Linked DNA regions of Mus musculus: regions 2, 3 and 4 are each linked to region 1. The links are chromatin loops, found by intact Hi-C in ENCODE. Cell type or tissue: left cerebral cortex. All regions are shown on one strand. Region 1 has its middle 210 kb from the start of Mir3961. Region 2 has its middle 36 kb from the start of Mir3961. Region 3 has its middle 24 kb from the start of Mir3961. Region 4 overlaps Mef2c (myocyte enhancer factor 2C).

What was found. Hi-C counts contacts between places; a loop is a spot of excess contacts. Peaks named below come from ENCODE experiments on the same cell type or tissue, not always from the same donor. Only the 100,000 strongest peaks of a DNase experiment are listed, where the experiment ranks them.
Region 2: it touches region 1 in a loop (2.1-fold over the local background); 2 of 42 quality-filtered maps call a loop at or near these places.
Region 3: a loop joins it to region 1, with 2.5 times the contacts of the local background. A loop is called at or near these places in 2 of 42 quality-filtered maps.
Region 4: a loop joins it to region 1, with 3 times the contacts of the local background. A loop is called at or near these places in 2 of 42 quality-filtered maps.

Annotation. Positions count from the first base shown.
Region 1 is chr13:82,902,549-82,905,048 of GRCm38, forward strand. No RefSeq gene overlaps it. Among named protein-coding and RNA genes, the nearest start is that of Mir3961, 210 kb to the left of the region's middle. In left cerebral cortex, no CTCF peak of the experiment used is centred here; DNase peaks (open chromatin) are centred at 1,300 and 1,843; H3K27ac peaks cover 741 bases.
Region 2 is chr13:82,733,485-82,735,984 of GRCm38, forward strand. No RefSeq gene overlaps it. Among named protein-coding and RNA genes, the nearest start is that of Mir3961, 36 kb to the left of the region's middle. In left cerebral cortex, no CTCF peak of the experiment used is centred here; no DNase peak of the experiment used is centred here.
Region 3 is chr13:82,720,789-82,723,288 of GRCm38, forward strand. No RefSeq gene overlaps it. Among named protein-coding and RNA genes, the nearest start is that of Mir3961, 24 kb to the left of the region's middle. In left cerebral cortex, no CTCF peak of the experiment used is centred here; a DNase peak (open chromatin) is centred at 1,113.
Region 4 is chr13:83,527,805-83,530,304 of GRCm38, forward strand. All of the region lies in intron 1 of Mef2c (myocyte enhancer factor 2C), which reads left to right. Among named protein-coding and RNA genes, the nearest start is that of Mef2c, 4.3 kb to the left of the region's middle. In left cerebral cortex, a CTCF peak has its summit at 1,043; no DNase peak of the experiment used is centred here; H3K4me3 peaks cover 2,500 bases; H3K27ac peaks cover 2,500 bases.

The DNA of each region.
Region 1 (2,500 bases):
ACGTAGGTTTTGTTAATAGAATACTTATCCTTGTAATATTCTTCCATTTACATAATTGATAGTTTTCTGTCTATCATGTGGTCTTACAGCATGTTCCATTTATTATTTGATTTTGTTCCATAGATGTTTGACCTGTCTTTCCAATAGATAATATTAACATTTCAAACAGGAAAATTTCCATTTTGAGATAATGACATTCTTTTCATTTCTAGGTTCCCTTTAAGTTTTCAAGTTCTGGACCTACAACAATAGTTTGAACACAAACAACTTGCTTGTATGACTAATGCTATGGTAAATAAGCTAATAATGTTTGCCATACACAGATTGCTAGCTAATGTAAATCGAAGTACAATATTGTCTTGGATCCCTGAAAAAAAAATGTTGCCAGGAAGGAATCACTCATCTAATGGTCTGTATTAGGATAAGTTACATGTTCTCGTTTACAAAGCTAGACTAATTTGAACATAAGAAAGCAGATAAAGAAGAGAGACACTTTGGTATCAAGACAAATTTCCCTTATTACTTGAAACATATATACATACCAAAAGTAGGTGCTATTCTTCGTGTTATTCTTCTTATCTGTCTATAAATGATAGCCTGCTGGGCATTGGTTACTATATGCACAAATATAATAACCAAAGTCCTGACTTAAGAATATATTCACTAGAAATCCTTAGAAAAGTACTTATAAAGTCACAGGTCTCCAATTTCAAAGTCAAAATCTGTCCAAGTGTTGCAGCTCACCAGATTTGGTCACCAGAGAGTTATCCCCCTGTCTCTCTCCTCATTTTAGTAATGAGAAAATAGGGAGAAAAGCAAACACATGCAACCTGTGGACATGTCAGGTAGTAATCAAATAATGTTTAAAAATTTCTGTAACTGGCATACTTTTATGGGGAACAAAATGAGTATTTTCTGGGAAGAAAGGGAACTGTCACAGCAGGATCTTGGGATTTTTTGGTGTTGTCAAAGTTAGGTTCCCTCATCTCCCTCAACATTATCACCTGGGCAAATGCTGGACTTGTTTATTATAAAAATACAGAAGTTATCATTACTGAGTAACTTTTTGCCAGTTTCTAATGATTTGGAAGAGATACATTCCTTTTGAGAGTTCAGCTCTCCTAGGTCTGGTTTGCTCCTTAGCCTGACTGTTTATGTAAAGAATTTCTAGTCAGAGTGCAAAAAGGTGTTCCTTCTACAGAGAATCCATTCAGTAGAACAGGCTAATAGGCTGACCAGTCATTAACTAAAACACAGCTGGGAAGAGGCTATAATCCCCCAATTTCCTTCACAAATGCAGTAAATAAATATTCAAATGAAGCAGTGTGTAATTTGCATATGTGTTAAACAAAAGCCCAGCTGAAGATTTGGTTGTAAATCTCTCTTCATGTTTCTCCCTCTTCTACCTACAGAGGCTCTACCTGGAATGTCTCTGCTATACAAGGTCCCAGACTCTTCAGAAGTAAAAATCCTTTTGGTCTTCAAAAATTATCTTAGAAAATTCCTCTTGCAGGACCCCCACCCCCACCCCCTTAGCTTTGTCATCAAGTCCTTCTTTTATTATCTTGAATATGTTTCATATTTTTTCAGATACTTTAAACTGCATTATTTGTATGTGTAATATGCATTAGAAGCACTGTGTTTGCATGGTTCATGGGTAGAACTCTAATTTTCAGACCATAGAGCAAGAAGTACTTAACTAAAACTTGCAGGCTTCAACATTGGTACAAGTTATTTGTTAACCCCATGGCTTTCAGGAAGGATTCACATCAGTGCAGACTCTGAAAGTCTTCATTCTGTCCTCAGAGGCTTCTATCAAATGCTGTAATGTAGGATGCCCTTTGTTTAATTATTCCTTAGACTGAGCCTCAATATCATTACAAATTCCCCACTCTGCGTCTTCTTTCCCTCTCCTGCTCTTGTTCAGTGATTGTAATTTCTAGACTTAGATTCTAGGGCACACCTGACCTTAGGCTCTGCTGGGTTGCTTATCCTGAAGCAGTGTGAGGCCCTCCCAAGGTGAAGAAATATAATTAGAAGAGAAAGAAATCATTCAGTGAGGAGCCCATGGTAGGACACAAGGGGTTACTTTCTAGGGGAAAAATAGATTGTGAAAAAAATTAACTAATTCTGGATAGTAAAAGAAAAAAGACAGCTCTGCAGTTAAAGAAAGCAGCATGTTAAAAATTAGCAAGGTAAATTGGCTTTCACTTGTTTTCAACACAGCTGTGGTTGTTAGTAGATCCTTCTTCTTTTCCAGTTGGGACAGAAAAATAAGAGAATAGCCAAGACCCAGAGAATTCCTAGGAGAAGTTGATTTTATTTTATTCCTCCTCCTATCCTTTTTCTCCTTCTTCTACTTCTATTTGTTCTGTGTCTAAGAAGTGGACTATGTAATTGTGAGCTTATTATGTGTAAATGCCTTTTATTATATTTAGAAAATATTGCAGCCCCTCAAAAAAAGTGGTACATAGATTTAAGCTATGATTCTTATAAAGTA
Region 2 (2,500 bases), 170 kb before region 1:
TATGCACACCCACAGACATGCATGCCATAGAAATCAGAAGTTCTCTACCTCGGGGTTGAACTCAGGTCATCAGTCTCAGCAGCAAGTGCCTTTACTCACTGAGCCAGTTCACTGGCCCTTAGTATTGCTTCCAAATGTACAATAATGAAAAAACTTAAGTTTTCAGGTGTATGCAAAGTGTATATTTTTGCCATTCCTCATATCTGTCTTCTCTTTCTTCATTCCATCTCCCTCCACAGGCATACAGGTGAATAAACATGTGCATGTGCATTCACACAATTCTCCTCAATTAAATACAGAAGGATACCCTTACGAAATTTATGTCCATTTTTCTTCTCAATCTTAAACTGAATCTTAAATGAGTGTTTTCTTTGAATAAACATCTAATGTAACATGCTAATATTTTACATAGAAACTCCAACATTTCCTGAACAGCTTCTACTGTTTTTTGTTTGTTTTACTTCAGGAAAAGATAAGTCAAGATCTTAAATACCTCTCTCTCTCTCTCTCTCTCTCTCTCTCTCTCTCTCTCTCTCTCTCTCTCTCTCTCTCTCTCTCATTCTGTTTCTCCTTCTCCCTCCCTCCCTATTCCTCTTTCTCCTTTCTACCCTCATCCCTGCCTCCTCTTTATTTTTGTCTCTTCAAGATCACATATATACTGAAGAAAATCTGTGATTGTATGGATTCAGACAATGGGATCCCATCTACATCTAAAATGCCATGTACCAAGAAGCACAAGCTAATCTAGTTTTTATGACTGGAATGATAGTCTATATTCTGGGGAGAAAGAGATGAAGGGATTATCAACCTTTCCAGGAGCCAAAGTATGGACCATATGTGATTCTTCAAAAAAAGAAGGTTATTATTACTGTTAACTCAAAGAAAAGATTAATTTAGGAGAAAAATAGCAAAAGCAAAGATGGACACCATAAAAATGGATGCTTCGTTTTATGCATCACTTCAAGTGATTGCATTTATTGTTTTTTCTTTGTGTTTATGTAAATTGTACTCCATGCTTTAGAATAGAAAAGATCACTTTTTCTCATGTGTGTCCTAATGTTTTGGCAGCATGGTGAACAGATAGGATGGCTTTTATAGATAAATAATCACTGAAAAAATGTTAATCCCTCATTAAACTTTTCTTCTTGTTGAGCTATCATCAAAGCTGTAATATTTTCCCTTTCCATATAAGTATGTTGTACCTTTTATCTACCAATATTTTTGCATAGTCAATACCTGAGAATTCACCTAGGATCTCAATGTCAGCTTTCCCAGTCTTCAGAAAACACAGGACAAGCAGACATCAGTAAATTCCTTCTACAAGGGTAAGATATTAAATACTACAGGTAAAACTCCTCAACCAATTTTTAGCACCAACACAATCATAAACAATATATAATTTGAGAAGGTTAAGCTGACTCCATGAAAGGCTTCAAATTGGCAGTTTAGGAAACAAGACCTAAATCTCTGTACCTAAGAACTGGGCAAGTCCAGGTAAGAGCATACCTCAGAAACTGCTCTGCCATCTGGCCTGAGACAAGGGCAATGGGTCATCAGCAGTTTCTAGACTTGCCCAGCAACAATTTCTAGCTGCCATGGTTTGGTAATTGGATAGCCCTACAGGTGGAGCAAGGTAAAGATCACTTTATCTGGAACCCCCTAATATGCTTTAAATCAAGCCTGAGAGCTCACTTGGGTGTCTACCATGGTAATGGGAGACCCCAACATGCTGGACTTCTGCAGAATAAAACACTCTTTGCGATTACATACTATTTGAGTTGGAGGTATCATTCTTTGGAAAATCATGGACAGTTACAAAATGAATGAGCATGGTTGTGTTTCAATAATACTTGCTTATTGTGATAACTCTTAGGCCAGGCTTGAGAAGAAGTGTGTTGTTTTTTGACCCCTAGCCATCTCTTCTGGCCTTCCTCTAAAACAAGTCTGAGTTCAGCAATGTATACCAAGCTTATTACAAAACCCAGACACTATTGTGGATACCAACAAGAGCTTGCTGACAGCTGACAGCAGCTATCTCCTGAGAGGCTCTGTCAGTGCCTGACTAATACAGAAGTGGATCCTCACAGCTATCCATTGAATTGAGCACAGGGTCCCCAATGAAGGAGCTAGAGAAAGTACCCAAGGAGCTGAAGGGGTTTGCAGTCCCATAGAGGAACAACAATATGAACTAACCAGTACCCTCCAGAGCTCTCTGGAGCTAAACCACCAACACATGGTGGGACTCATGGCTCCAGCTGCATATGTAGCAGAGGATGGCCTAGTTGGTCACAATGGGAGGAGAGGCCCTTGGTCCTGTGAAGGTTATATGGCCCAGTATAAAGGAATACCAGGGCCAGGATGCAGAAGTGGGTCAGTTGGTGAACAGGGGGTGGGGGTGGGGGGGGAGGATAGGAGTTTTCAGAGTGGAAACCAGGAAAGGGAATAACATTTGAAATGTAAATAAAGAAGATATCTAATAAAGAAATATAAAAAACAAAAT
Region 3 (2,500 bases), 180 kb before region 1:
TTAATATGGTTGGGAATCCACCAGCCAGAATGGCAGAACTGTTATCATCTTGTTGATGCTTCATGTTGCAGAGATACTAATTTTCATGTGTGTCCCAGAATGTAAACAGATGCTTGAATATACTTATGTTCTTACTTTGAGTCATTTGGGAGGAGAGGAGATGAATAATATACTGTCATTTCATTATAACATTTTTTAAAAACTTGGTTATGGATGTCTATCATGTACAAATCAGTTGATAGTAGAAAGGTTTCAGTGTAGTCGTGGTATTTATAGTGAAGAATATCTAAGAAGCCATTTATCAGATACTGACATTTTCACTTGAAAGAGTGGCAAAATATGGAAACAAGAAATTTATTTTCATTAAGAGAAAGGTGCTTCTTTCCAAACTAAATCACCTTGTCATGGCTACATTACCTGTCTCAGAAATAATTACTTTCTCTTTCCAAACTCATCTGACACCAATTTCTTCCCTTTCTTTCCAAAACTAACAAATTTTCTTATTCGCTTCCTTTCTCCCTAACTTGGGTACTTATATGCCTAACAAAGGTTGATAGACTCTAGTTTTTAATACATTTCCACTAAATTTTACAAATAGAGTCATAATATTTTAAGACTGAAAAAAACTGGTATTTCTTGTGTTTTAAAATAAATTAATTGAACTAGGAAAGAGACTGAAAATGAGAAGCAGCTTTTATATTTCAAAAATGAAATAAAATGATCACTTTCAAATTCTGGGAGATTCTCAATATAATTCAGTAGAGGAACTACAATGAATGACCATATTATCAATATATAAAGTACTTTAAATGTAAATTTCTGATTTGGTGAACTGATGTGTCCATGATATTTGATCAAGAAAAGATGTTTTGTTTTATTTGAATTCCTGTATCACATTGATGCCAAAGACACTGTTGTTTTTAAAGTGCATCAGCTAGGACATCACAAAAGTACCACTTTCCAAATTGCTATGGGTAGCAGCAAGACAATCAAAGGCATCATTCTAAATTGACTTTTACATTGCGAGAAATTTACTGATCTAAAAATTTACCAAGAGGGAGACCAGCACATCTGCCCCTATAGAAATGATTTTTGCATAGTAAGTGTTGATCTGCATAACCACATGATGGTTGCAAGTGCTGATTACCAAATCTGAATCATCATTACTTAGCAAAGTTCTATAAATACACATGGCACCATGTAATATATTCAGCTGCACTAAATTAATGACAAAGTCCTCATCCCAAGGAGCTTGGGGTCTAAAACTGAAGAATGGCACAAAATACAAATATGCAGAAAATACGGCATACAAGAGAAATTGTCAGTGAAATAGTTTCAGTGGAAGGTTTTTATGGTTTGAATAAAATGATAAATTAAAAATTTACATAAAACTTCATTTTTGGATTCATCATGCTCGAAAGTAAGCATTTCTAAAATACCACCTTCTGAATTCTTGGGATTATGTGTGTATGTGAATAACATATATATTCTTCATTTTTTATATTTAAGAATGATAAAATCAGTATATCCAAATTGAGTTCTTTATCCCTTCATGGTGTTCATATTTTTTACAATCTGCTCCTGACCACGAAAGACATTTTCGAGATTCTGTCTGCTCATTATCTTCCCCTACCAAACACCAAGTCCTGGTAGTTACCAAAGATATGGCAAACTCTCCAATTTCATCTGATACGTTCTATCTAAGTTCCTTCGGATTTCTATTAAAGGAATACTGTTCTTTCCTATCTGTTTGCATTTTAGTTTCTCACCAACAGTAACTTTGTGTTAGCTTACCCAGTCAGTAGGTATAGCTGTCTATTTTCTTTCTACATTCTCTATTGTTGTACATCTAGCAAAAAACCATGTATCTATATAATATTCCCAACACTCCAGAGAAATTAAATTTGTTCTCTGATGCATATATCAACATTCAATAAAATTGTCCTGTCTTACGAATAGTTTCTGTCTGCCATTTCATAAAGATTATCCCCTTACACCACTCAGAACACAGCGTTTACCTCCCTAATATCCATCCACCCATTCCTTCTCAATTTAAGGCATAAACTGTTCCTGTCCTCCAGAGGTGTGTTTCTGTTCCTCCAGATGTGAGAAAAGGTGATCCGTTATGCCCCAACATGAGGCTTGTTACTCATTGCAAGGATAATGTTTCTCCTGTCCTTGGATTTAGACACAATACTTATTCCTGGAAATGACTTTCTTCTCCCTCTGTCCTAGGTGGAGCTTGAATAAATGTTTTGTTTTGACTCCGAAGTCTCTTTTTGTAGTTGAGACTGCCTGGAAGTCATAGCTATCCCCCTAGGCCATTCCATGAGTATAAGAGTGGCAAGAATGTACTACCACTGTGGCTACCCAATACTAATTTTAATCATATATGTTAAATACTCAGTCAAACTGCTTCTAAGATTTGACCCATGCATGTGTTAACCTAACATGGGAGTTAGTCATTTTTACATCAATACATTTAGAGCTGTTTTTAAAA
Region 4 (2,500 bases), 630 kb after region 1:
TTTTAAAATGACAGCTTTTAGAATAATGCCTCCCAAATGAATATCTAAACTGAAAAAGCATGCATATTCCTTTTACACATATATAGTGATGGTTTGGACCAAATGAAAGGCTTTATCGACGATGCTTAGTGAGTGTAACATATGAAGAAGAGCTGACTGGGATTTCATGCTCAGCACTGTGCCTTAATTCACAGACTCATGGTTGTTCCTGCATTCAGTAGAGCTTGACTGGGATTTGTCACCTTTAAGAAATCAAACCAGATTACAGAGGCAAGTCACAAAACCAACGCAACAGCGCTCTACACCTTACAAAAGGCAGATTACACAGTTCACATGTTATTCTGATAGAGCAAAGATAAAGGCTGATTGCTAAGGAACGGCAAGACACTCTGATTCGAAATGATTGCTAGATAACTATGCCACGACCCTGTTGCTTCGTCATTATAAAGAGCCACTTAAACAGCAGAAAACTCAGTTTTCAAATAATAGGCGCTCAGTAGTGTTTTTTCATTGCTTAAATTTGAAGTTCCATCAACTCTCTTTGAGCAGATATCAATTTGTCAATTTGTGTGAAGTGGTTACCATAAAGCTTAAAGGAATTAGGCATTTTCAGAAGTGTTGTGTAGAATGCAGAGTAGATTTGCCAAAATTAATATATCTTTATGGTATTGAAAAATTAAGCAGAAAATACATAATTGACAATATCCTGTATGTTGTTCTGTTACCAGGTGTATTCTTCAAGATGAGTAGTTACATAGTTATGATTCAATGCATTCAAAACATATCATGATAGGTGTTATTGGTAAATGAGACATATATATATATATATACATATACATTAATGTTTATTTTATGAATGTTACTTAAACATCATTTTTATGAAAATATAATACGTGGAGACTTTGTTAGAGAATAGTTTTGTTTTACCTGTAGCATTTTTAAAACTCAAACTTTCTAAACACCCAACACCACAGTAATTTCTTGCTTCTTTTAAAATTGAAGTCCTTTTTTACCCTACTGATGCCTCCTAGTGTCTCCCACAATAAAGCTCTAATGAGTCATCCATAACTGTAAACATTGCACTTTCACTGCCTGCATCTTCTGTGATACATAAAATTCATATTTATGTGTTTAATTTTCTGTGCGTTACTATAATAAGATAGAATACTTTAGTGAATGAGATGTTTCATCTGTGGATTTATGGTATGAAGGTTTACTTCGACCTTAACAATATTCTGCTAAGTGTAATAAGTTTATACCTTCGGTTGAAATTCATATCATCCTTCCTTATAGTCACTATTATTGCAAATGAAAAATAGCAGATCTTCCATTTTGTAGACCTGGAAATTAGATAGAGTTCATCATTGAATGGCCGATGAGAAATGGTTAAAAGAGCTTATTGTTTCATTTAAGAAGACCCCCTCAAGAGTTAACAACTTTTGTTAACTGCATGTCTTCACACATGCAAATCTCTATGTGAATATTGCATTTCAAAGGTTAAAAAAATAAAAGGAAGGGAAAGATAAGTGTTACTTATAAAATAGCAAAAGAAAAACTTGGTTAGGGGGAAAATGTCTCTATGTAGTGGAAAGAGGTTTACTAGAACATAACTTCTCAGGACCCACAGGGCACTCTCATGTGGTAGACACTAGTGGACATCAATTTTACTGCAAGGTTTATGTCCTTAGTCTCATAGCAGTGAGTGACATGCTTGCATATCTGTGACTTCTTGCAACTCTGATTCTACCTAAGACAATTGCCATTTGATTTTATAATTTTTTTCTTTAGTATAGTTATGAAAGGGGACATTCTCCTAATAGTTCCAAATTCAAGTGCAAAAGATTTTAACATCTCTGGGCCTCCTGGGTTGTCTCAGTGCATATCGCATTCTTGACTTTCACTAATACAGTGTTCTGAGGATCCAAGTGCATATGTTAGACCTGAGCTTAATTAGTTGTTACACTTACATGTGGGGGGGAGGCAAAAGAGGGTAGAAGGAGGGAGGGAGAGACAGAGACAGAGAGAGAGACAGAGAGAAGCAGAGAGACAGAGACAGAGGAAGAGACACAAAGAGAGAGACAGAGGGAGACAGACAGAGAGAGACACAACGGGAGAGACACGTGGTAGGGTGTGAAATAGCCACCCCTGATTAAAAAGTACACAGAATATTAGCAAAATTTGCCTATTGATTATTTTGTCCTAAGTTATTCCGTGATACAGTGCCATTACAATTCTCGTCTTGTTGGACAAATTTCAAAGAATGTAAGGGGTGTGTTTCTTTCGTTTAAGGAAGCAAACATCTAGGAAGGGGTGGGCCTTTCCCACAGGAGCCGCATTTCTTCCCCTGGAGAGCTGAAGCAAATCTGTAGTATGTGAGAGACTGGCCCATAAGAAACAGAATGATTTGTAGTGATCTGTTCTAGTTAGTGAGCAAAGCAAACCAGAAAGAGTTTTTCCTCTGAAAAACAGCTCCTGTCTGCCGCTTAATACTCAGTGCTGA